Regions from separate parts of the Homo sapiens genome. Here region 2 is linked to region 1. The links are chromatin loops, found by intact Hi-C in ENCODE. Cell type or tissue: CD14-positive monocyte. All regions are shown on one strand. Each heading gives the region's core, and the rest is flanking DNA. Links, peaks and the distances in the headings are about the cores only.

Region 1 (11,920 bases), core at 2,484-10,483:
CAGGTGGATCACGAGGTCAGGAGTTCAAGACCAGCCTGGCCGACATGGTGAAACCCCATTTCTACTAAAACTACAAAAAATTAGCCGGACGTGGGTGGCAGGCACCTGTAATCCCAACTAGTCGGGAAACTGAGGCAGGGAATTGCTTGAACCTGGGACGTGGAGGTTGCGGTGAGCCGAGATCATGCCACTGCACTCCAGCCTGGGTGACAGACTGAGACTCTGTCTCAAAAAAATAAATAAATAAATAAATAAAAATAAATTAAAAAAAGGTGTTTGTCTCTAACCTTTATGTTTGAAGGACAGTTTGTCTGAATAAAAAGTCTTTCCATCAGTTTCTTTCCTTGAGTACAGTGAAGGTATTACTCTTCTGTGTTCTGGTATTCAGTTTCACTGTTGGGAAACCTATGCCAATCTGAATTTCTTTCCGTTTTAAAGGACTCATCTTAGGCCAGGTGTGGTGGCTCACGCCTGTAATCTCAGCACTTTGGCAGGCCAAGGCGGGCAGATCACTTGAGGTCAGGAGTTCGAGAACAGCCTGGCCAACATGGTGAAACACCATCTCTACCAAAAATATAAAAAATTAGCCACGTGTGGTGGTGCACACCTGTAATCCCAGGGAGGCTGAGGGGCACACCTATAATACTTGGGAGGCTGAGGCAGGAGAATCACCCTGATTCAAAATAATCCTGCCCCTGTTAACTCTATTTTAAAGACCTTTGTTAGGCAGCAACATGAATTGAAAAAAAAAAAAAAAAAAACAGGCCAGCTGTGATGGCTCATGCCTGTAATCCCAGCACTTTGGGAGGTCGAGGCAGGCAGATCACCTGAAGTCAGGAGTTCAAGACCAGCCTGGCCAACATTGAGAAACCTGTCTCTACTGAAAATACAAAAATTGGCTGGGCATGGTGGCATGTGCCTGTAATCCCAGCTACTTGGGAAACTGAGGTAGGAGGATCCCTTGACCCTGGGAGGCAGGGGTGGCAGTGAGCAGGACTGCATCACTGCACTCCAGCCTGGGCAACAGAGTGAGACTCTATCTCCAAAAGAAAAAAAAAACTGTGTTTAAAGTCTTTGTTTTTCTTGGCACTAGTGTCTCTACTTATATTTTATCCCAAACACCTTTCTTTTGCAATCCAATTTCTTTATTATAAGTGTTTGGATTAACAGCATCTTACTAATACATATATTATTTATTATTATATAATTATATAGTTCAATGTTTGAAATCTCTTTGTGAATTTAGAAAATACAATCTACCACCATGATAAAAGAATCATCATAGTCCTTTAAAACTGTATGTAGATTTAAATATATATATATATATATATATATATATATATATAAATAAATTTTTTTTCTTGAGATGGAGTCTCATTCTGTGGCCCAGACTGGAGTGCAGTGGTGCAATCTCCACTCACTGCAACCACACCCAGCCTAGATTTATATTTTTATAATGTTGTCTAGGTTCTGAAAAATCAGCTTGTAAAAGCCACAGCATTTATAGATTACAGTATATTTAAGTTACAATTTCATTTCACATTAGATGTAGATATTCTTTATAAGTAGTCTCAATATATTTATAAGTAGTTTCCAGACTTTTTTTTTGAAGTAACTTCCAGAGGTTTTTATCCCTTCATAAAACATTCATCCTTGCACGGATTAAATACATGCTCTTTTATTATTTGGGGCAACTACACTGCCAGTGACAGTGTAATTGTCACTAGAATAGAAAAAAAGAAAAACAATTACATTTTCTTCTGAATAACTTGATGGAAAGGGTCCAAGAAGATTCCCCTGGGTGCAATATTGTTTTTCCAAAATGTAAGTAGGGCACCAAATAATGGGTATCCTCCAGAACCTTTGTTTAGCCAAGACTAGTAACACCTTTTTATTTGTAGTAACACATTTTTAGCTGCCCAAGTTTGTTAGTGAATTGCTCTTGCCAAAGTAATCAGCAGGAATTTTCTGCTTAGAGCAGCACTGTCCGATAGAATATGATGTGCACTACATCTATAGTTTAAAATTTTCTAGTTGCCACATATAAAAAGTTTTTAAAGAGGTGAGATCACGCTGGGTGCGGTGGCTCACGCCTGTAATCCTAGCAGTTTGGGAGGCTGAGGCAGGCAGATCACTTGAGGTCAGGAGTTCGAGACCAGCCTGGCCAAAATGGCGAAACCCCATCTCTACTAAAATACAAAAATTAGCCAGGTGTGGTGGTGGGCACCTGTAATCCCAGCTACTTGGAAGGCTGAGGCACAAGAATCGCTTGAACCTGGGAGGCAGATGCTGCAGTGAGCTGAGATCATGCCATTGGACTCCAGCCTGGGTGAGAGAGTGAGACTCCATCTTGATTAAAAAAAAAAAAAGGTGAGATCAATTAATTAATTGTAATTATGTATTTTGTTCAATTGGGTATATTCAATTCAATATACCCAAAATATCATTCTGCTATGTAATTAATATAAAAATGTATTAATGAGGTATTTTACATTCCTTTTTTGTACTAAGCCTTCAAAATCCAATGTGTATTACAGTTGCACCACATCTCAATTCATACTAGCCATATTTCAAATATTCAGTAGCCACATAGGATTAGTGGCCACCAGGATGGACAGTAGAGACTTAATTAGCTTCTGCATTACCTTAGCCCACAACGAAGACACCACTCCTAAAAGGTCTGGATTGTCTCCCAGAGTGAGAAGCTGAAAATACCTTGACTTCTCAAATTCAATTTGCCTTGGAATAGAGTACAGAGAGTACAGTATGCTTTCCCATTAAAGGGTTCAGCATTCAAAAAATTCTTTTTTTTTTTTTTTTTTTTTTTTGAGACAGAGTCTCACTCTGTCGCCCAGGCTGGAGTGCAGTGGTGCGATCTCAGCTCACCACAGTCTCCATCTCCCGGGTTCAAGCGATTCTCCTGCCTCAGCCTCCTGAGTAGCTGGGATTACAGGTGACCGCCACCACACATGGCTAATTTTTTTGTATTTTTAGTAGAGATGAGGTTTCACCATGGTGGCCAGGCTGGTTTCAAACTCCTGACCTCAAGTGATCCGCCTACCTCGGCCTCCCAAAGTGCTAGGATTACAGACATGAGCCACCATACCCGACCCAGAAAATTTATTTCCTTCTTCCCTTCTTTCTCTCTTTCTCTCTCTCTGCCTCTCTCTCTCTCCCTCTCTCTTTCTCTCTTTCTTTCTTGAGACAGGGTCTCCTTATGTTGTCCAGGCTGGTCTTGAACTCCTGGGATCAAGTGATTCTTCCAACTCGGCCTCTCAAAGTGCTGGGATTACAGGCACGAGCCACCATGCCTGACCCCAAAATTTTTTCTTAGACTTTATTTTTTAGAGCAGTTTTAGGTTTACCGAGGAATTGAGTGGAAAGTACAGAGAGTTTCCATATGCCCCTTACCCCTAAATATGAACAGCATCCCCCTCTATCGCCATGCCACACCAGAGTGGTATATTTGTGAAAATCAGTGAACCTACACTGACTCCTTATTATCACCTAAAGTCAAAAGTTTACATTAGAGTTCACTTTGGTGTACATTTCATGGGTTTTTACAAATGTATAAGGACATGTGTCCACCATGATAGTATTGTACAGAATGGTTTCACTGCTCTAAAAATCCTCTGTTCTGTACCTATTCATCTCTTCCTCCTCTCAAACCCTGGAAATTGCTAATTTTTTACTGTCTTCATAGTTCTTCCTTTTCCAGAATGTCATATAGTTGGAATCATATGGTACAATATGTATAGAGCCTTTACAGGTTGTTTTTTTCACTTAGTAATAGATATTTAAGTTTCCTCCATGTCTTTTTAGAACATGGTAACTCATTTCTCTTTAGCATGGAATAATGTTCCATTTTTTGGATATATCAGAGTTAATTTATCCATTCACCTGTTGAAGTACAGCTTGGTTGCTTTAAAGTTCTGTCAATCATAATTAAAGCTGCTATAAACATCTGTATGCAGGTTTCTGTAAGGATGTAAGTTTTCAACTTATTTAGGTAAATACCAAGGAGTACAATTGCTGGATGCTATTATAAGAGTAGGTTTAGTTTTGTAAGAAACTGTCTTCCACAGTGGCTGTACCATTTTGCATTCCTTCCATCAATGAATGAGAATTTCTTTTGCTCCATATCCTCATCAGCATTTGAGCTTCTAGATCCTAAATAGAAAAAGATGAGAGTTTATAAAAGTTTTGAGTGAAAAAATACCCTATAAAACCTATTATTTGATTAAAATTCTCCAGGCAAAGATCACATTAAGGAGGTGGTTTCATACCTATTATTAAAACTCCTTAGTGCTTTAACGTGCCTCAGGGCAAATTCAGATCAAAGGTATAATGCCAGTAAAACCTGTCATTTGAATAAAGCCTTCAGAGCAGAGATCAGATTAAAGGTGAGACCTTTCTATCTCTTATTCTGATAAAGGTACCCTCCATTAAACTGAAAAGCCTACTAAAATCCCTCCCCAATATTCATTTGAAAAAATAAAAAACCTACAGAAAAGTTGTAATGGTACAATAAATATCCATATACCCTTGACCTAAATCCTTGAATTGTTCACAGTTTGACACGTTTTCTTTCTCTCTCTGTCAACCCATGTGCATGCATAAACACACACTCACACATTTTTGCTCAAGCATTTAGAAGTTAGCTGTAGACAATATGGTGCTTCACCTGAAAAACTTTAGCACACTTCCAATAATAAGGATGTTACCTTATATAAACACTATGTAGTAAAGAATTTGGCTTTGCCCAAGTAGAAGTTCTGGCCTTTGCCCTAGGCTTCATGGATGTAATCTCTGGGTACTTGGAATGTTATGCCTGACGGGACAGTCTTTGTCAGGGCACCTTGTGTCAGACTGGATATTCTAACAATGTGATTTAGGGCTGGGGCTGGCCAAACCAGAAAGACTCACATGTTATTTAGGGTGAAGGCGCTTTGGTTTTTAGGGTTTTTTTTCTTTTTTTCCTTATATTTTTATTTTTTCTCTAGGCCATGTTCTCATCGGAAGGGTGGGGGCTCTGGTTGATGTAGTATCAGTTGACCTGGAGTTTGAGATCAACCACATGGACAATTAGTCAATCATGCCTATGTAATGAAGTCCCAGTAAAACTCTCAACACTTAGGCCTGGGTGAGCTTCCCTGGTTAGGAATACTTGGGCATATTGTACACATCAACATTGGAAGACAGTTTCAGCAAGAAAAAAAAAAGACATGCATAGATAGGAAGATAGATAAATAATAGGTAGGTGATAGGTAATATATATAAATATATATATATATAGAGAAAGAGACATTGCAAACGTAGCACAATACTAGCAATTGGATGAATCTCGGTGAAAAGTACGTGGGTGTTCATTCTCTTATTCATTCGCGGAGTAATGTGTTCTGACTCTATGAAGAGAGGACGAGGGAAGCTCCACATTTGGTACGTCCCTGACTTGGCCCTATGCGCTTCTTCCCTTAGCTAAATTTAATCTGTATGTTTTTCCTGTATAAACTATTACCATGAATATAGTAGTTTTCAGTGAGTTCTGTGAGTCCTTGTAGAGGATTATCAACCTGAGGATGGTTTGGGGAACTCCCAGACTTGCAGTTGGTGTCAGAAGTAAGAGTGGTCTTTTATAGCTACTATTCCCCCTGACTTCCTAGTTGGCTAGGAATTGATGCAAACACAATATAATTTCACATTCTGATAATTTAACATTGATACAATACTATATATAATACATATTATTATTTATTTATTTTGAGAGACAAGGTCTTGCTATTTTGCCTAGGCTGGTCTCAAACTCCTGGCCTCCCACCTAGGCCTCCCAAAGTGCTGGGATTACAGGAATGAGACACTGTTCCTGGCCATCTAATACATATTCTTTATTCAACTTTTACAGAGGGAGCACAAAAAATTTTCTAGAAAACCCTGTGCATGTAGATGGGGCCTGTCAACTCTGCCCTTCACTGTAGAGTAATCTAGCTGGTTCATTTCAATGATGTCTTTAGATCTTTAGATCTTTTCTCTCGGCCAGACCAGATTTTGCCAGCAAAGACCCTTATAATCTCCTTCCAGAAGGAGGCTGCTAGCAGAGTGGGGAAAGAGGGCTGAGGGATTCTTCCTAAGTATATAAGCTCTCACTTAATCTTTCTTCTTTCAAGATTGAATCCTTGCCCTTGACAGTACTAGGTGTTCCCAGTCAAGCAATTCTCTATTTTCCCCCTTTTTGGAAAACATGCTTTCTGCCTTCTGTCTGCCCAGCCAGCTTGTATTGAAGATGGGGATTTGAGCCTTTCACTGCTTCTTTAAAGTTAAGGTAGAACAGGGTCTAACTCCTTCTTAAAGTTAAATTCGAAGAGCCATAAAGACATCTGGGGGACATTGAGACTGTACATTTAAATAATATTATTATATCTGTGTTTATTTTATTTATTTATTTATTTATTTATTTATTTATTTATTTATTTATTTTGAGACAGAGTCTCACTCTGTCACTCAGGCTGGAATGCAGTGGCACGATCTCGGCTCACTGCAGCCTCCGCCTTTGCTACTTGGGAGTTGAGGCAGGAGAATTGCTTGAATTCTCCTGCCTCAACCTCCAGAGTAGCTGGGACTACAGAAGCACGCTAATTTTTGTATTTTTAGTAGAGACAGGGCTTTGCCATGTTGGCCAGGTTGGTCTCGAACTCCTGACCTCAAATGATCAGCCTATGTTGGCCTCCCAAAGTGCTAGGATTACAGGCGTGAGCCACCGCACCTGGCCCAATTTCACTTTTTACCTCACAGTCACCCCCACTCCCAGAGGTCACTGGTGCTACCAAATCCTGGGTCCAGAAGGTTGTGTGGATAAACAAAACTGCTTTTTAACTTTCATATTTTGCTTTCTCACTGTTGGTTTAAGGTTTAGCTTCTTTGCATCTGTTGAATCAGTTACCCCTCTTCCATTTGCATTCCATCTTCTCCAATTTCTTGCTGTTGTCTCATCTCTCATTTTCTTTGTCTTTGTGGATTTATGCCTTGAAACAAAACAAAGAACAAAAAACTTTTACTAAATGTTGTAGTGTGATTTTGGGAGGTAGTAGAAATAAATGTAAACATTCACTTCACTTTCTTTAGCTTGAAGTTTTCCACCATTTTTTTATTTTTTATTTTTGGAGACAGAGTCTCGCTTTGTCGGCCAGGCTGGCGCAATCTCAGCTCACTGCAACTTGTGCGATGGCGATTGTGCAAATTGTGCGATGCAAATTGTGCGATGGCGCAATCTCAGCTCACTGCAACTTCCACTTCCTAGGTTCAAGTGATTCTCCTGCCTCAGCCTCCTGAGTAGCTGGGACTACAGGTGAGCACCAGCAGGCCTGGCTAATTTTTGTATTTTTAGTAGAGATGGGGTTTCACCATGTTAGTCAGGCTGTTCTTGAACTCCTGAGCTCAAGTGATTGTGCTGCCTTGGCCTCCCAAAGTGCTGGGATTATAGGCATGAGCCACTGCATCCAGCCTCTACTATATATATATATATATATATATATATTTTTTTTTTTTTTTTAATTTCAGTTAGTTTTCACAAACGACAGAGCTCCAAGGTCATAATGTATTTCAGCCTTGTCTCTGAGAGTAGCAAAAGTAGTTCACACATATTGAAACAAAGCTATTCACAGCAGTTTAAATTATTTTAAAAAAACTTTAATTTTGAACAATTTTAAACCTACAGAAAAGATGAAAGGATAGTATAATAAACACCCACATACTTTTCACTTGGATTTATCCAGTTGCTAGTATTGTGCTATATTTGTGTTATATATATATATATGCTTATCATCTATTATCTATCTTCCTATTTATGCATGTCTTTTTTTCTTGCTGAAACCATTGAAAGTAAGTCCTAAACATCATAACGCTTCATCCTTAAAACACTCCAGCACGTATCTTTGAAGACCACAATACCTTTATCTTACCCATGAAATAAAAAATTGATGCAATATTATGTAAATCTGTAATACCCAAGTGTGTCCCCAAAATGTCCTATTGCTGTTCTAACTTAATATTTTCCCCTTAGCTATGACTTGCTCACCTCCCTTCCTCCTTGGTTTTCTCGGTACTGCCAGGAAAGGTGGGGCCAGTGAGAGTCAGCGTACTTTGGCACCACTCTCATCCCCTCTCAATTCCACAGCCTCAGCGGTTACCCAGTTTCTGCTTGAGAAGTTGCTCAATCTAGTGTTAGTTGTGGCTTGAATGAGTCCTCAGTCTTTCTTCAAATCACTAGTTTTTTAACTCAGGTATTTTTATCCCAGATATCAGTGTCTACTGGTTTAAATTTCGTTCTTTTTTTTTTTTTGAGATGGAGTCTTGCTCTGTTGCCCAGGCTTGCTCTGTTGCCCAGGAGTGCAATGGCGTGATCTTGGCTCACTGCAACCTCCACCTCCTGGACTCAAGCAATTCTCCTGCCTCAGTCTCCCAAGTAACTGGGATTACAGGCAGGTGCCACCACTCCCAGCTAATAATTTCCTTCTCTTATAAGCTTAGTTAACTTGTTTAGAAAACCTTGGGAACCTGAAGAAAACCCCAGGAACCTGGGCTACTCTAGCAAAAACTGATAGAAGCACCCATAGATTATGTTTTTGGCCTCATCAAATGTTTATATGTTTTCAATTTACTGTGCCAAACCACTTGAAGTCAAGATGTGAGTGGACAGTGAATTGATACCTCTCTACTATAAAAAGTCACAACATTTTGGGGTTCCTGCTCTAAGGATGATCTGAGAACCATCCTAGAAATCTTGCAGCATTTATCTCTGCTTGCATTTCATAAAAATTCCCCCAAATTACTTTAGGAGCTAGGACTTTGAGCCAATTTCACTTCTGATACCAGTCTGTATAGATGTAAAAAAGTAATGATGGCCTGGGCATGGTGGCTCACCTGTAATCCTAGCACTTTGAAAGGCCAAGGCTGGCCAATCACTTTGAGCTCAGGAGTTGGAGAACAGCCTGGGCAACATGGCAAAACCCGGTCTCTACAAAAACTGAAAAAATGAGCCGGATGTGGTGGCTTGCACCTGTAGTCTCAGCTACTTGGGAGGCTGAGGCTGGAGGATCGCTTGAGCTGGGAAGTAGAAGTTGCAATGAGCCAAGATTGTCCCACTGCACTCCAGCCTGGGCGACAGAGCGAGACCATTTCTTAAAAAAAAAAAAAAAAAAGCAATGATGGTATGATTAACTAAAAGACACCAACAGAGCCAAGCCAACAATACAAGTTTCTTTAATGTAGGTAAACACACAAGAATTTTAACAGCTTGAAAACATAGAGGACACAGCCGCATACTCAGATAGAGAGGTCAGCTTCCCTGCTCTGCAGGTTCCCCCCTGAGGTCAGATGACTTTTGCTGAATTTACCTGATGAGGGTTGAGATACCATCAGATCTTTCAAGAAGCTCTCTTGCCATTCTCTTAGAGTTTTTTTTAAAGCCTTGGTTCCCCTCTAGCACTGGAAATGGTAGCTATGTGTCTGCCTGCTCACTAAGTGCAAGTAATTGGTGATAACTCCAGCCCATTGCTGAATGTGAACTTGAGAAAAGAAGGCTGATTTTTCAGGCGTACCATCCCTCTTAAAACCCTAAGTTTTAAGTTGGTCAGAGGATAACCTTTGCAATGTAGACACTAGAATTTGTTCAAAAAGGGTGAATAGGATCTTTTTTAAAAAATGTAATATATAAAAACCTTTTAAATTATTAGATTGTCTCATTTTAAATGTTTTCCCCATTTTGTGGTTTTTAAAAATTATGGTAAAATATACGTAACGTAAAATTTACCATTTTCTACATTTTTAGGTGTACAGTTCACTGGCATTAAATACATTCATATTGTTGTGCAACCATCAGCACCATCCATCCAAAGAACTTTCATCGTCTCTAATTAAAACTCTTCTCTACCTGTTAAACAACTCCTCATTTCCCATTTCCCCAGCCCCTGGCAACTCTCATTCCATTTTCTATCTCTATGAGTTTGTCTACCCTATGTACCTTACATAAATGCAAATAACCTCTTAGTTAACGTGAAAATTAGTAAAAAGAGATGTGACTATATAGAAAAAACATGTAATTGTGTTTTTATGTGCAAATGCGACGACAGTGTGTGTGTGTGTGTATATATATATATATGCTATTTTGCAACTTCCTTCACTTAGCAATATAGTATTGTTATTTGTTATCTAATGCTGCATAACAAATTGCTCCAAACCTTGGTGGCTTAAAACAACATTTATTATCTCACAGTTTCTATGGATCAGGAATCTGGATGTGGCTTTGTTGGGGCTCCTGTTTCAGGATCTCTCAAAAGGCTGCAAGTCAAAATGTTGCCCAGCAGGAGGATTGCTTGAGCCCAGGAATTTAAGGCTGCAGTGAACTATGATCACACCACTGCATTCCAGCTTGGGTGATAGAGTGAAAGCCCAGCTCAAAAAAAAAAAAAACAGGCCGGTGGCTCACGCCTGTAATTCCAACACTTTGGGGAGGCTGAGGTGGGCAGATCACTTGAGGCCAGGATTTCGAGACCACCCTGGCCAACATGGAGAAACCCTGTCTCTACTAAAAATACAAAAATTAGGCCAGGCACGGTAGCTTATGCCTGTAATCTCAGCACTTTGGGAGGCTGAGGTGGGTGGATCACTTGAGGTCAGGAGTTTGAGATCAGCCTGGCCAACATGGTGAAACCCCGTCTCTACTAAAAATACAAATATTAGCAGGACGTGGTGGCATACACCTGGAATCCCAGCTACTCGGGAGGCTGAGGCATGAGAATCACTTGAACCTGGGAGGTGGAGGTTGCAGTGAGCTGAGATCGCACCACTGCACTCCAGCCTGGGCGACAGAGCGGGACTCAGTCTCAAAAAAAATAAATAAATAAAATAAAAATAAAAATTAGCCAGGCATGGTGGCAGGTGCCTGTAATCCCAGCTATTCAGGAGGCTGAGGCAGGAGAATCGCTTGAAACCCAGGAGGCGTACATTGCAGTGAGCAGAGATTGTGCCACTTTACTCCAGCCTGGGTGACAGAGTGAAACTGTCTCAAAAAAAAAAAAAAAAAAAAGAAAAGAAAAGAAAAGGAAAGGAAAAGAAAAAGTGTCGCCTGGGACTGCAGTAGACTCAGGCTTGCTCATGTTGTTGGCAGAATTCACCTTCTCCCAGGCCATTGGACCACGGAGTGCAGTTTTGCTCTGGCTGTCTGCTGGAGGCCACCCTCAGTTCCTTGCCACATGGACTTCTCCATAGGGCAGTTCACAACATGGCAGCTTGCTTCATCAGAAGGAACACAAGAGTCAGAGAGTGAGAGTAGAGTGAAAGTCAGTCTCTTATCATCTAATCTCAGAAGTGACTCTCTATCACTTTTGCCATATTCTACTTGTTAGACGCAAGTCACTAGGTCCAGCCCACACACACAAAAGATGATACAACGGTGTTAATATCGGAGGCAGGAATTGGGAGCCACTGTAGAAACTGCCTACCACAAATATCTTTCTGTTACCAGCATATATCTCAACTTCATCCTTTTTTTTTTTTTTTTGGTAATAGTTACTCTTTTTTTTTTTTTTTTTTTTTTTTTGAGAGAGGGTCTCTGCAGTACAGCGGCACACTCACAGCTCACTGCAGCCCCAACCTGCCAGGCTTAAGTGATCCTCCTAGCTCAGCTTCCCAAGTAAGTGAGACTACCGGCACATGCCACCAGGCCTGGCTAATATTTCTATTTTTTGTAGAGACAGGATCTCGCCATGTTGCCCAGGCTGTTCTTGAACTCCTGGACTCAAGCAATCCACCTGCCTTGGCCTCCCATAGTATTGTGATTACAGGTGTGAGCAACTATGCCCAGCCTACTCTATTTTGAGATAAATGTCTGCAACTTAAAAAATTTGTATAAAGATGAATATACCTC
Region 2 (11,920 bases), core at 1,366-9,365, 64 kb before region 1:
TCAACTACTGTCATGCAAAATGAGACACACTTATTCTACAAAGACTGCTAAAGTTTCAGGTAAAAGCAATGAAAGGCACTGGCCCTCTTGCTTGAGGATGCTCCCATGGTCCCCATTTAGTCCTAAAGTCTGGTCTGAAAAATCAGTAGTTTTACTAGAATGGGGCTGACCATAAAAACAGCAGCTTTGCTGTCACACACGGTAGAATCAATTGGGGAGAGAGGTGAATGCGAAAACATGAGATTTGCCAGGTATAAATTAGTATCTGTCTGGAAAGAACAGGTTTTGCTATACCTGGGTTGGGGGTCACACAGCAAGCAGCAGATCAACCACATTAATACAAAGAAACTTGAAATGAGAGAGTCACGGAAGGGCTAAGATCAACTCTCTATACAGACATGGCTAATTGGGACACTGCACATACCAAAGGGAGACACAAGAAAGCCCTGAAAAAACTAAAGGCCAAGTGAGAATAAAAACAAAGATTTCAAAGCAACTATTATAAATATTTTAAAAGAATAAAAAGGAACCAGTGTTCAAATAATAAAATAATATGGCAAAGCCTCAACAAATAAGAAGTCTTAAGAGCGAACTATAAAAAGAAGCCACACAGATTAAAAGTACATGCAAAATAAAAAATTCACTACATATCTGGGCTTCAATAATACACTTCAGGCCAGGCGTGGTGGCTCACTCCTGTAATCCCAGCACTTTGGGAGGCCAAGGTAGGTGGATCGCCTGAGGTCAGGAGTTCGAGACCAGCCTGGCCAACATGTGAAACTCTGCCTCTACTAAAAACACAAAAAATTAGCCAGGCGTGGTTGTGGGCACCTGTAATTCCAGCTACTCCAGAGGCTGAGGCAGGAGAATTGCTGAAACCCAGGAGGCAGAGGTTTGCAGTGAGCCAAGGTTGCACCATTGCACTCCAGCCTGGGCAACAAGAGTGAAACTCTATCTCAAAAAACAAAAAAAGATCTGAGTGAACTTGTAGATGGATAAATTAAAATTTAATTTCAATCCAATCAAAAAAATCAGAGAGGAAAAAAGACTGACGAGAAAAGAACAGATCCTCAGAAACCAGTAGAACAATGTCAAGCTCCCAACATAAATGTAATAAAAGTCACAGGACATAAGAGCAAAGAAATAGAAAAAATGTTTGAAGAAATAATGGTGGAAAATGTCAAAACCTGATGAAACACATTAATCTGCAGATTCAAAAAGGGGAGAGAACCACAAACAAAATAAACACGAAATGAATCAAACCAAACACATCACAGTCAAACTGCTGAAAACCAGGAGAAAAATAATTCATCAAGGAAACCAATCCATCAACATCTGACTTTTCATTAAAAATATGGAGGCCAGGAAGCAATAAAATGACATATTCAAACTACAAATTATAAACCAAGAATTGTATATGCAACAAAAATATCCTTCAAAAATGAAGGCAAAATAAAAACAGCCACAGGTAAACAAAATTTGAGAGAAAGTCACACTTAGCATATTTGTACCACAAAAAATCTAAAGGAAGTCTGTCAGGATGACAGGAAATAAAACCAGACTATATAAATGTAACAATCATGACTATAACAATACAAAAGATAGAAATGGAGCTACAGTGGAACAAAGTTGCTATATTTTAACAAAATGAAGGTAGTATTGTCCTGAAGTGAATTGTGGTGTTAAAGATATATCATAATTAGCCGCCCCATCCAGCAGGGAGGTGGGGGGCAGCCCCCGCCCGGCCAGCTGCCCCGTCCGGGAGGGAGGAAGGGGGCGCCTCCACCCGGCCGCCGCCCCATCCGGAAGGTGGGGGCGCCTCTGCCCGGCCGCCCCTGCTGGGAAGTGAGGAGCCCCTCTGCCCGGCCGCCACCCCGTCTGGGAGGTGTACCCAACAGCTCATTGAGAACAGGCCATGATGATGATGGCGGTTTTGTGGAATAGAAAAGGGGGAAATGTGGGGAAAGATAGAGAAATCAGATCGTTGCTGTGTCTGTGTAGAAAGAAGTAGACATAGGAGACTCCATTTTTGTTCTGTACTAAGAAAGATTCTTCTGCCTTGGGATGCTGTTGATCTATGACCTTGCCCCCAACCCTGTGCTCTCTGAAACATGTGCTGTGTCCACTCAGGGTTAAATGGATTAAGGGCGGTGCAAGATGTGCTTTGTTAAACAGATGCTTGAAGGCAGTATGCTCCTTAAGAGTCATCACCACTCCCTGATCTCAAGTACCCAGGGACACAAACACTTCGGAAGGCCGCAGGGTCCTCTGCCTAGGAAAACCAGAGACCTTTGTTCACTTGTTTATCTGCTGACCTTCCTCCACTATTGTCCTATGACCCTGCCAAATCCCCCTCTGCGAGAAACACCCAAGAATGATCAATTTAAAAAAAAAAAAAAAAAAAGAAGTGAAAAGGCCCTGCCCCGCCTTAAAAAAAAAAAAAAAGAGAGATATCATAATTGCAAGAGTTAAAACTAAAACAAAAACTAAAAGAAAATTTTAAGGTACACTAAAAATATTGGTAAACATAGAAGTCTCAGTAAAGAAGGAAAAGAACAAAAATGACACACGGAAAACAACTAGCAAAATGGCATACCTAAATCCAACTATATCACTGAGTAAACACTCCAATGAAAAGAAGAGATTGTCAAACTGGATAAAAAGTAAAATCCAACTATATATCCTCTGAAAGAAACATTTTTAGATTCAAATACATAAATAGGGATAAAGTAAAAGGAGAGGAGAAGATAAAATCATGAATAAATAGGGATAAAGTAAAAGGAGAGGAGAAGATAAAATCATGAAAGCTGTTGCCATAAGACAGCTGGAGTAGTCACACTAACATCAGAAAAAAAAAGATTCTTGGAGTCCGGAGTTTGAGACCAGTCTGGCCAACATGGTGAAACCCTGTCTCTACTAAAAATACAAAAATTAGCCAGGTGTGGTGGCGCATGCCTGTAATCCCAGCTACTCGGGAGGCTGAGACAGGAGAATAGCTTGAACCCCAGGAGACGGAGGTTGCAATGAGCCAAGATCACGCCACTGCACTGCAGCCTGGGCAACAGAGTAAGACTCTGTCTCCAAAAAAGAAAGAAGAAAAAAAGATTCTCAAAGCATATTACTAAGTAAAATGAAGCATTTTATATGTTAAAGAATCAATACATCAGATACATGTAACAATTATAAATGTAAATGAACCAAACACAAAATTAAAACCATAGGCCAGATGTGGTGGCTCACGCCTGTAATCCTAGCACTTTGGGAAGCCAAGGTGGTGGATCACGAGGTCAGGGGTTCAAGACCAGCCTGGCCAAGATGGTGAAACCCCATCTCTACTAAAACTATAAAAATTAGTTGGGTGCGGTGGCACACGCCTATAATCCCAGCTACTCAGGAGGCTGAGCCAGGAGAATCGCCTGAATCTGGGTGGCAGAGGTTGCAGTGAGCTGAGATTGCGCCACTGCACTCCAGCCTGGGCAACAGAGTGAGACACTGTCCGAAAAAAAACCCAAGAAAAACAAAAAAAAAGAAAAAAAACTATATATATATGTGTGTGTGTGTGTGTGTGTGTATATATATGTGTGTATATATATATATATGTGTGTATATATATATTTTTTTATATTGGTTTTTTCCTCCCCATGGGATACAGCTGAAAGAGTGCTTAAACATTTATTTTTTCTTTTGAGATGGAGTCTCACTCTATCGCCCAGGCTGGAGGGCAGTGGCGTGATCGCACCTCACTGCAACCTCCGCCTACCCAGTTCAAGTGATTCTCCTGCCTCAGCCCCCTAGTAGCTGAGGTTACAGATGTGCGCCACCATGCCCAGCTAATATTTTTGTATTTTTAGTAGAGATGGGGTTTCACCATGTTGGCGCGGCTGGTCTTGAACTCCTGACTTCAGGTGATCTGCCCACCTCGGCCTCCCAAAGAGCTGGGATTACAGGCCATTAGTCCAACAAAACTTTCTGCCATGACAAAATGTTCTATATCTGCACTGTCTAATATGGCAGCCATCAGCCACACATGATTACTGAATACCTGAAATGTGACAACAGTGACTAAGGAAGTAAATCATCAATTTCATTTACGCTTAATTTTGTCACATATGGCCATTAGGTACCACATTTAACACCATGAACTTAGAGAGAAATGTATAGCTTCAAAGACATATATTAGAAAGGAAAAAAACATCTAAAAGCAATCATCTCAACATGCCCCTCATTAAGCTCGAAAAAGAAGACCAAATGAAAACATTACATAGGACGAAATAAAGATCAGAGTAGCTATGAATAGGGAAGAAAGGGGAACGAAACTCAAAGCTGGTTCTTTGAAAACAACTGATAAACAATTACCTAGATGGGAAAATGAGTGCAGGGAGGGAGATGGGGGGAGATAGAGAAGACAGATTGGTATTGATCTAAAAAGAAAAGAGAGCACATTGTGCCAAAACCAAAAATGAAATATAAGACTTAACAAGAGATCCTGCCAAAATGTTACTGATATGGTTTGGATTTGTGTCCCCACCCAAATCTCATGTTGAATTGTAATCTCCAATGTTGGAGGAGGGCCCCGGTGGGAGGTGATTGGATCACGGGGGCAGATTTCCCCTTTGCTGTTCTCATTATAGTAACTGAGTTCTCATGAGATCTGGTTGTTTGAAAGTCTGCAGCACTTCCCCCTTCACTCTCTCTTCCTCCTGTCAGCCGTATGAAGATGTGCTTAACTTCCCTTTCACTTTCTGCCATGATTGTTTCTTAAGGCCTCCCCAGAAGCAGAAGCCTGCACAGCAGGAAGAACCAGAGAAACCTCTTTTGTTTGTAAATTACCTAGTCTCAGGTATGTCTTTATAGCAGTGTCAGAATGGACTAATAGAACTATGAACCTCTTATGCCAAGTTAGACCACTAAAACAAAATGGGTCAAATTCTTTAAAAATACAAATTACCAGCTAGGTAATCCCAGCACTTTGGGAGGCTGAGATGGGAGGATCACTTGAGACCAGGTGTTCGAGACCAGCCTGGGTAACACAGTGGGACCCTGTCTCTACAAAAATAATTTTTTAATTAGCTAGGTGCGATGGTGCACACTTGTAGTCCCAGCTACTCAGGAAGCTGAGGCAAGAGGACTGCTTGAGCCTATGAGATGAAGGCTGCAGAGAGCTGCGATCACACCACTGCACCCCAGCCTGGGCTACAAAGCAAGACCCTGTCTTGAAAAAAAAAATTTTTACCAAACTGACTCAAGAAGACATAGAAAAACTCAATCTGAATACTAGATCAGTAATTTAAAATCTACAAAAAGGAAAGTCCAGACCCAGTTGGGTTTTTTTTTTTTCTTTTTGAGATGGAGTCTCTGTCTGTGGCCCAGGCTGGAGTGCAGTGGCATGATCTCACTGCAACCTCTGCCTCCTGGGTTCAAGTGATTCTCCTGCCTCAGCCTCCCGAGTAGCTGCAACTACAGGCACCCACCACCACGCTCAGCTAATTTTTTGTATTTTTAGTAGAGACGGGGTTTCGCCATGTTGCCCAGGCTGGTTTCAAACTCCTGAGCTCAGGCAATCCACCCGCCTCAGCCTCCCAAAGTGCTGGGATTACAGTGTGAGCCACCGTGCCCGGCCCCAGTTGGTTTTAATGGTGAATTCTCTCAAGGAAGAAATAATACAAACCTCAAACAAACTCTTTAGAAAATAGAGAAGAAAAAACATATTTCAAGAGGCCAATATCACCCTGTTACCAAAGACATAAGACAAAGACATCACAGATAAAATATTACTAGAAAACTACAGACTGAGGAGTAGAGGAGTATTAGAAGAGGAGATGAAAACGATGCCCAAATTTCTGGTTTAGGAAACCGGAACAATGAGATGACTGTTACAGTTTGTAAGTGGAGGTTTGGAAACTACAATTAGTTCAAGTTTAGAGACAGTAAATTTGAGACACATCTGGGTCACTCAAGAAAAGATGTTAAGCAGGCAGTTGTGCTAAATAAAAATGTACATAACTGAGTTTGCAAAAAGATGTTTTATTTTGAAATAATGGTCTGCCAGACAAAATTCAAGGAGCTCTTAAGAGCTTGTTAGTGTGTTGTTTCAAATTTTATAATAAAGATGAGATAGTCAGCATTTCATACTTTGGAAACTTACAGACTTAAATGAGTTATTTTATATTCTTTTATACTGTTTGAAACTCTAACCATGCCCACGTTTTACTTTTTCTAAATAATTTTTTAATTGAACTGGTAAAAAAATAAAAAAAACTTGGCTAACTAACCATCAAGACTCTGACCTGCAAATTGTTTCATTTGCAAGAATTATACTGGTCATCCTTTTCATCTTTAAAAATGTGTGTTTAGGCTGGGCATGGTGGCTCACACCTGTAATCCCAGTACTTTGGGAGGCTGAGGCGGGTGGATCACCTGAGGTCAGGAGTTCGAGACCAGCCTGGTCAACATGGTGAAACCCCATCTCTATTAAAAATACAAAAATTAGGCTGGGCATGGTAGCTCACTCCTGTAATCCTAGCACTTTGGGAGGCCGAGGCAGACAGATTGCCTGAGCTCAGGAGTTCGAAACCAGCCTGGGCAACACAGTGAAACCCTGTCTCTACTAAAAATAAAGAAAAATTAGCCAGGCATGGCAGTGTGCACCAGTAGTCCCAGTTACTCAGGAGGCTGAGGCAGGACAATTGCTTGATCCCAGGAGGTGGAGGTTGCAGTGAGCCCACATCGCACCACTGCACTCCAGCCTGGATGACAGAGTGAGACTACACCTCCAAAAATAAAAATAAGAAATACAAAAATGCACAAAAAAATAGCCAGGCGTGGTGGCACATGCCTGTAATCCCACCTACTCGGGAGGCTGAGACACGAAAATCACTTGAACCTGGGAGGCGGAGGTTGCAGTGAGCCGAGATCACACCACTGCACTCCCGCCTGGGAGACAGAGTGAGACTCTGTCTTTTAAAAAAAAAAAAAGTACGTGTTTATTAAAGTCTCCAAAACTCCAAACTCCCAAGAGCAGAGATAATCTAACACTGCCTTGCAGAGAATAGGAATTAAAAGCATGAATTTAGTGAGTCATGATTCCATAATCTCACGACTATAATCTGTAAAATGTTAGGACCAAAAGAACTCAGTATTTCCACTGCTGGGATCTTAAATAAAGGCGACTTTAATTGAAGCCCCCATTTTTTTTTTAAAACTAAAAATACTGAAAAAAAAAATCTCCTACTCCTCAATATCAGTAGGGAATAGCAGGAAGCTGAACTTCTACTCCCACCTGGCAATAATAAGGAATAAGGGGGTAAGAGACCAGGCAAATCATCACTTCTTATCCCTTTGCCTGGTATGATAAAATCCAAGTGGAAAGCTGAGACTCCACCCCTATTATGTAGCAATCCAGTGGAATGAGTTAGCCCTACATTTCCTCCCTCCCTGGTATCACAAGGGCTCAGTGGAACTGAACTTAAACCCTAAATCAGAGGTGACAAGGTGGTATGAGTTGGTACCCCACTTCATCAGGAAGGACCAAGGGAGAAATTGAACTTTCATCTCACCTATCTGCAACATGGCAGAGAAAGTCAGCACTCCACTTTTGCCAGGGTGGTGTCAGGAGGCCCAAGGGGAAGGTGAACATACACCCTACCTGGCCTTTATGTTATACCTCAGTAGAAAGACTGCTGGAAAAAAATGAAGATTAAATAGAATCGCAAGTCTCAGAATGTGATATCCAAAATATTTGCAATATACTCAAAAAATTATTTGTCAAACACCAGGAAAATCATAACTGACAAAAGACAATCAGTACATGCCCAAACCAAGATGATCAGATATCACATATTAGAAACATCTGACAAAGTCTTTAAGGGAACCATTATGAAAATGCTTCAAAAAGCAATATAAGCCAGGCACAGTGGCTCACACCTGTAATCCCAGCACTTTAGGAAGCTGAGGCAGGCAGATCACTTGAGGTCAGAAGTTCGAGACCAGCCTGGCCAACACGGTGAAACCCCCATCTCTACTAAAAATACAAAAACTAGCCAGGCATGGTGGCACACACCTGTAGTCCCAGCTATTTGGTAGGCTGAGGCAGGAGAATTGCTTGAACCCGGGAGGAAGAGGTTGCAATGAGCTGAGATCGCAACACTGAACCCCAGCCTGGGCGACAGAGTAAGACCTCATCTTAAAACGGCAATACGAATGTCCTTAAAACAAATGGAAAATAGAAAAGAAATGAAAGTTATAGAAAAAAAAGACCAATGGAAATTATAGGATTAAAAAATACACTTTGGAAATGGAGACGGGCAGATAACTTGAGGTCAGGAGGTCAAGACCAGCCTGACCAACATGGAGAAACTCCGTTTCTAACAAAAAATATACAAAAATTAGCCGGTGTCGTGGCACCAAGATCACACCACTGCACTCCAGCCTGGGCAACACAGTGGGACCCTATCTCAAAAAAAAAAAAAAAAAAAACCCAAAAACCAAAAATTTAAAACTCAATAAATGGGCTCAATAGACAAGAGAAGATAACAGGCAACAGAATAACTGACCTTCAGGCAAAATCAAGAGACCAAAAGAAAAGAAAAGAAAAACAGAACACAGTCTCAAGAACCTGTGGAACAATAAAAAACTAGCTAGCTAGCATTGCTGTCACCAGAGCTGCAGAGTTCCAGAAGGAGAGGAGTACATAAAATTTAAAAATTACTTGAACAGGCCGGGTGCAGTGGCTCACACCTGTAACCCAGCACTTTGGGAGGCCAAGGCAGGTGGATCACTTGAGGTCAGGAGTTTAAGACCAGCCTGGCCAAAATAGTGAAACCCTATCTCTACTAAAAATACAAAAATTAGCCAGGTATGGTGGCGTACGCTTGTAGTACCAGTTACTTGGGAGGCTGAAGCAGGCGAATCACTTGAACCCAGGAAATGGAGACTGCAGTGAGCCAAGATCACGCCATTGCACACCAGCCTGGGCAACAGAGCAAGACTCTGTCTCAAAAAAAAAAAAAAAATTACTTGAACAAATAATGACTGAAAATGTCCCAAATTTGACAAAATACATAAACCTACATATAAAAAAACTGAGTTAATGCCAAATAAGAAAAACCCAAATAAATCCACACCAAGATACATCATAAAAGTTCTGAAAGATAAAGAAAAAAATCTTGAAAGCAGACAATGACCACTTTACTTGCAGAGGAACATCTATTCAAATGACAGTGGATCTCTCATGTAAAACCATGCAGGCCAAAAAAAAAAAAAAAAAACAACCTGGCTCAACATCATTCAAAGGCTGAAAGAAAGTAACTCAGAAATGCAAATTCTATATTCAACAAATACCCTTCAGGAATGAAGGACAACTAAAGATATTCTCAGATGAAAAAATATATAAAAATTTGTCACTAATACCCCTAAAAGCATGTATGGTTAAAGAAAACTTGCCGTAACAGAAAAAAAAAATGTTAACAGAAGGAACCTTGAATCTTTGGAAAAGAACACTGGAATGATAAAAATGAGAGTAAATAGGCCGGGCGCGGTGGCTCACGCCTGTAATCCCAGCACTTTGGGAGGCCGAGGCGGGTGGATCATGAGGTCAGGAGATCGAGACCATCCTGGCTAACAAGGTGAAACCCCGTCTCTACTAAAAATACAAAAAATTAGCCGGGCGCGGTGGCGGGCGCCTGTAGTCCCAGCTACTCGGGAGGCTGAGGCAGGAGAATGGCGTGAACCCGGGAAGCGGAGCTTGCAATGAGCCGAGATTGCGCCACTGCAGTCCGCAGTCCGGCCTGGGCGACAGAGCGAGACTCCGTCTCAAAAAAAAAAAAAAAAAAAAAAAAAAATGAGAGTAAATATAATAGATTTCTTCTCATGGATTTCTTAAATCATGTGAGAGCTTATAAAAAAGATCATATATTATCTGGTCATCTATATAGACAGAAAATTAAAGATAATCATTTTAAAACTAGGAAGAGTAAAGGGACCTAACTAGAAGTAAAACGTCTATACTTCACTCCAAATGGTAAAATGTCAATACAAAGACTTTAAGTTACAAATAAACGTTGCGATATCTAAGACGCTATTCAAAGCACTCCAAAAACTATAAACTACACAAAACCACCATAAATAAAGACGGAATCTTAAAAAGAACTTTAGGTAACTCAAACGAAGTCAAGAGAAACAAAGGAAACAAACAGAAAACAATAACATATTTAAGCCATAACACATCAATAATTACCTTAAATATACCTACATACCTTAAATACTCCTAAACACATGAACTAAATAAAGACCAGAAGAGTGAATAAACTTAAACCATAATCTAACAGTAATGCTATCTATTAATACAAGAAGCTTCAAACACAATAATGTAAGTACATTAAAAGAAGATGGAGGCCAGGCACAGTGGCTCACACCTGTAATCCTAGCACTTTGAGAGGCTGAGGCGGGAGGACCGCTTCAGCCCAGAAGTTCAAGACCAGCCTGGGCAACAATACAAGACCCCATCTCTACAAAAAATTAAAAAATTAGCCAGGCGTGGTGGCATGCGGCTGCAGTCCCAGCTACTAGGAGTCTGAGGTGAAAGAACTGCTTCAGCCCAGGAGGTCAAGACTGCAGTGAGCTATGATCGCATCACTGCACTCCAACCTGGGCAACAGAGCAAGATCTGTCCTTTAAAAAACAAAAACCAAAAAAAATTCAAGGGATCCAGAAGAACCAAAACGATCTTGAAAAAGAACAACCCACCCCAGCAACATAGCAAGAACCCATCTCTACAAAAAATAAAAAAATTGCTGGGTGTGGTGTAGCCACACATCTGTAGTGGTGTGAGACACGCATCTGTAGTCTCAGCTGGGGAAGGTGAGGTGGGAGGATCACCTGAGCCCAGGAGGTGGAAGCTGCAGTAAGCCCTGAGTGCACCACTGCACTACAGCCTGGGTGACAGAGTGAGACCCTGTTTTTGTTGTTGTTTAATTTTGTTATTGGCATAAAGACAGACATACAGATCAATGGAATGAAATTAAGTCCAGGAAAACACCCTCACATTTACCCAGTCAACTAATTTTAGACAGGTTGCTAAGACAATTAAATGGAGGACAGAGTAGTCTTTTCACTAAATGATACAGGGACAATGGATATCCTTGTGCAAAAGAATGAAACTAGATCTTTACCTCACAAACAAATTTCACATACAAAAATTAACTCAACTTTATCAGAGAATCTGAATCTAAAACCTAAAACTGTAAAGCTCTTAAAAGAAAACATAAGAATACATCTTCATGACCTTGGATTACGAAATGATTTTTCAGATATGGTGCGAAAAACAAAAGCACAAAATATAAATTGGACCTCATCAAACTTAAAAACTTTTGTGGCCAAGTGCAGTGGCTCACACCTCTAATCCAAGCACTTTACGGGGCTGAAGCAAGAGGATCGCTTGGACCCAGGAGTTTGAGACCAGCCTGGGCAACACAGCAAAATCCTGTCTCTACAAAAAAAAATAAAAACATTAGCTGGGTGCAGTGGTGCACCTGTAGTCCCAGCTACTTGGGAGGCTGGGGTGGGAGGATTACCTGAGCCCACAAGGTTGAGGCTGCAGTGAGCTGTGATTGCACCACTGCACTCCAGCCTGGGGAACAGAGCAAGACCCTGTCTCAAAAAATAAATAAATAAATAAAAAAAACATGTGCTGCCAACACTGTGAATATAACTAAAGCCAATGAACACACTTAACAGTGGGTAAAATGGTTAAATTTTGTTACATGTTATTTTTCCACACACAAAAAACTTTTGTGCTGCAAATAATCCCAGACAGAAAGTAAAAGACAACCCACAAATAGAAGATAGCGCTAAATCAGATATAAGGGTGCAGCACGTCAGGGCTGGCCATGGTGGCTCACACCTGTAATCCCAGCACTTTAGG

The links. A loop is a pair of places that touch in the nucleus more often than their neighbours do. Peaks named below come from ENCODE experiments on the same cell type or tissue, not always from the same donor. Only the 100,000 strongest peaks of a DNase experiment are listed, where the experiment ranks them.
Region 2: it touches region 1 in a loop (4-fold over the local background); 2 of 110 quality-filtered maps call a loop at or near these places.

What each region holds. Positions count from the first base shown.
Region 1 is chr1:114,541,179-114,553,098 of GRCh38, forward strand. No RefSeq gene overlaps it. Among named protein-coding and RNA genes, the nearest start is that of BCAS2, 34 kb to the right of the region's middle. In CD14-positive monocyte, for the core only: no CTCF peak of the experiment used is centred there; a DNase peak (open chromatin) is centred at 7,243; H3K4me3 peaks cover 437 bases; H3K27ac peaks cover 589 bases.
Region 2 is chr1:114,478,092-114,490,011 of GRCh38, forward strand. All of the region lies in intron 1 of TRIM33 (tripartite motif containing 33), which reads right to left. Among named protein-coding and RNA genes, the nearest start is that of TRIM33, 27 kb to the right of the region's middle. RefSeq lists enhancers at 1-137, 4,743-4,812. In CD14-positive monocyte, for the core only: no CTCF peak of the experiment used is centred there; a DNase peak (open chromatin) is centred at 4,690; H3K4me3 peaks cover 685 bases; H3K27ac peaks cover 2,942 bases.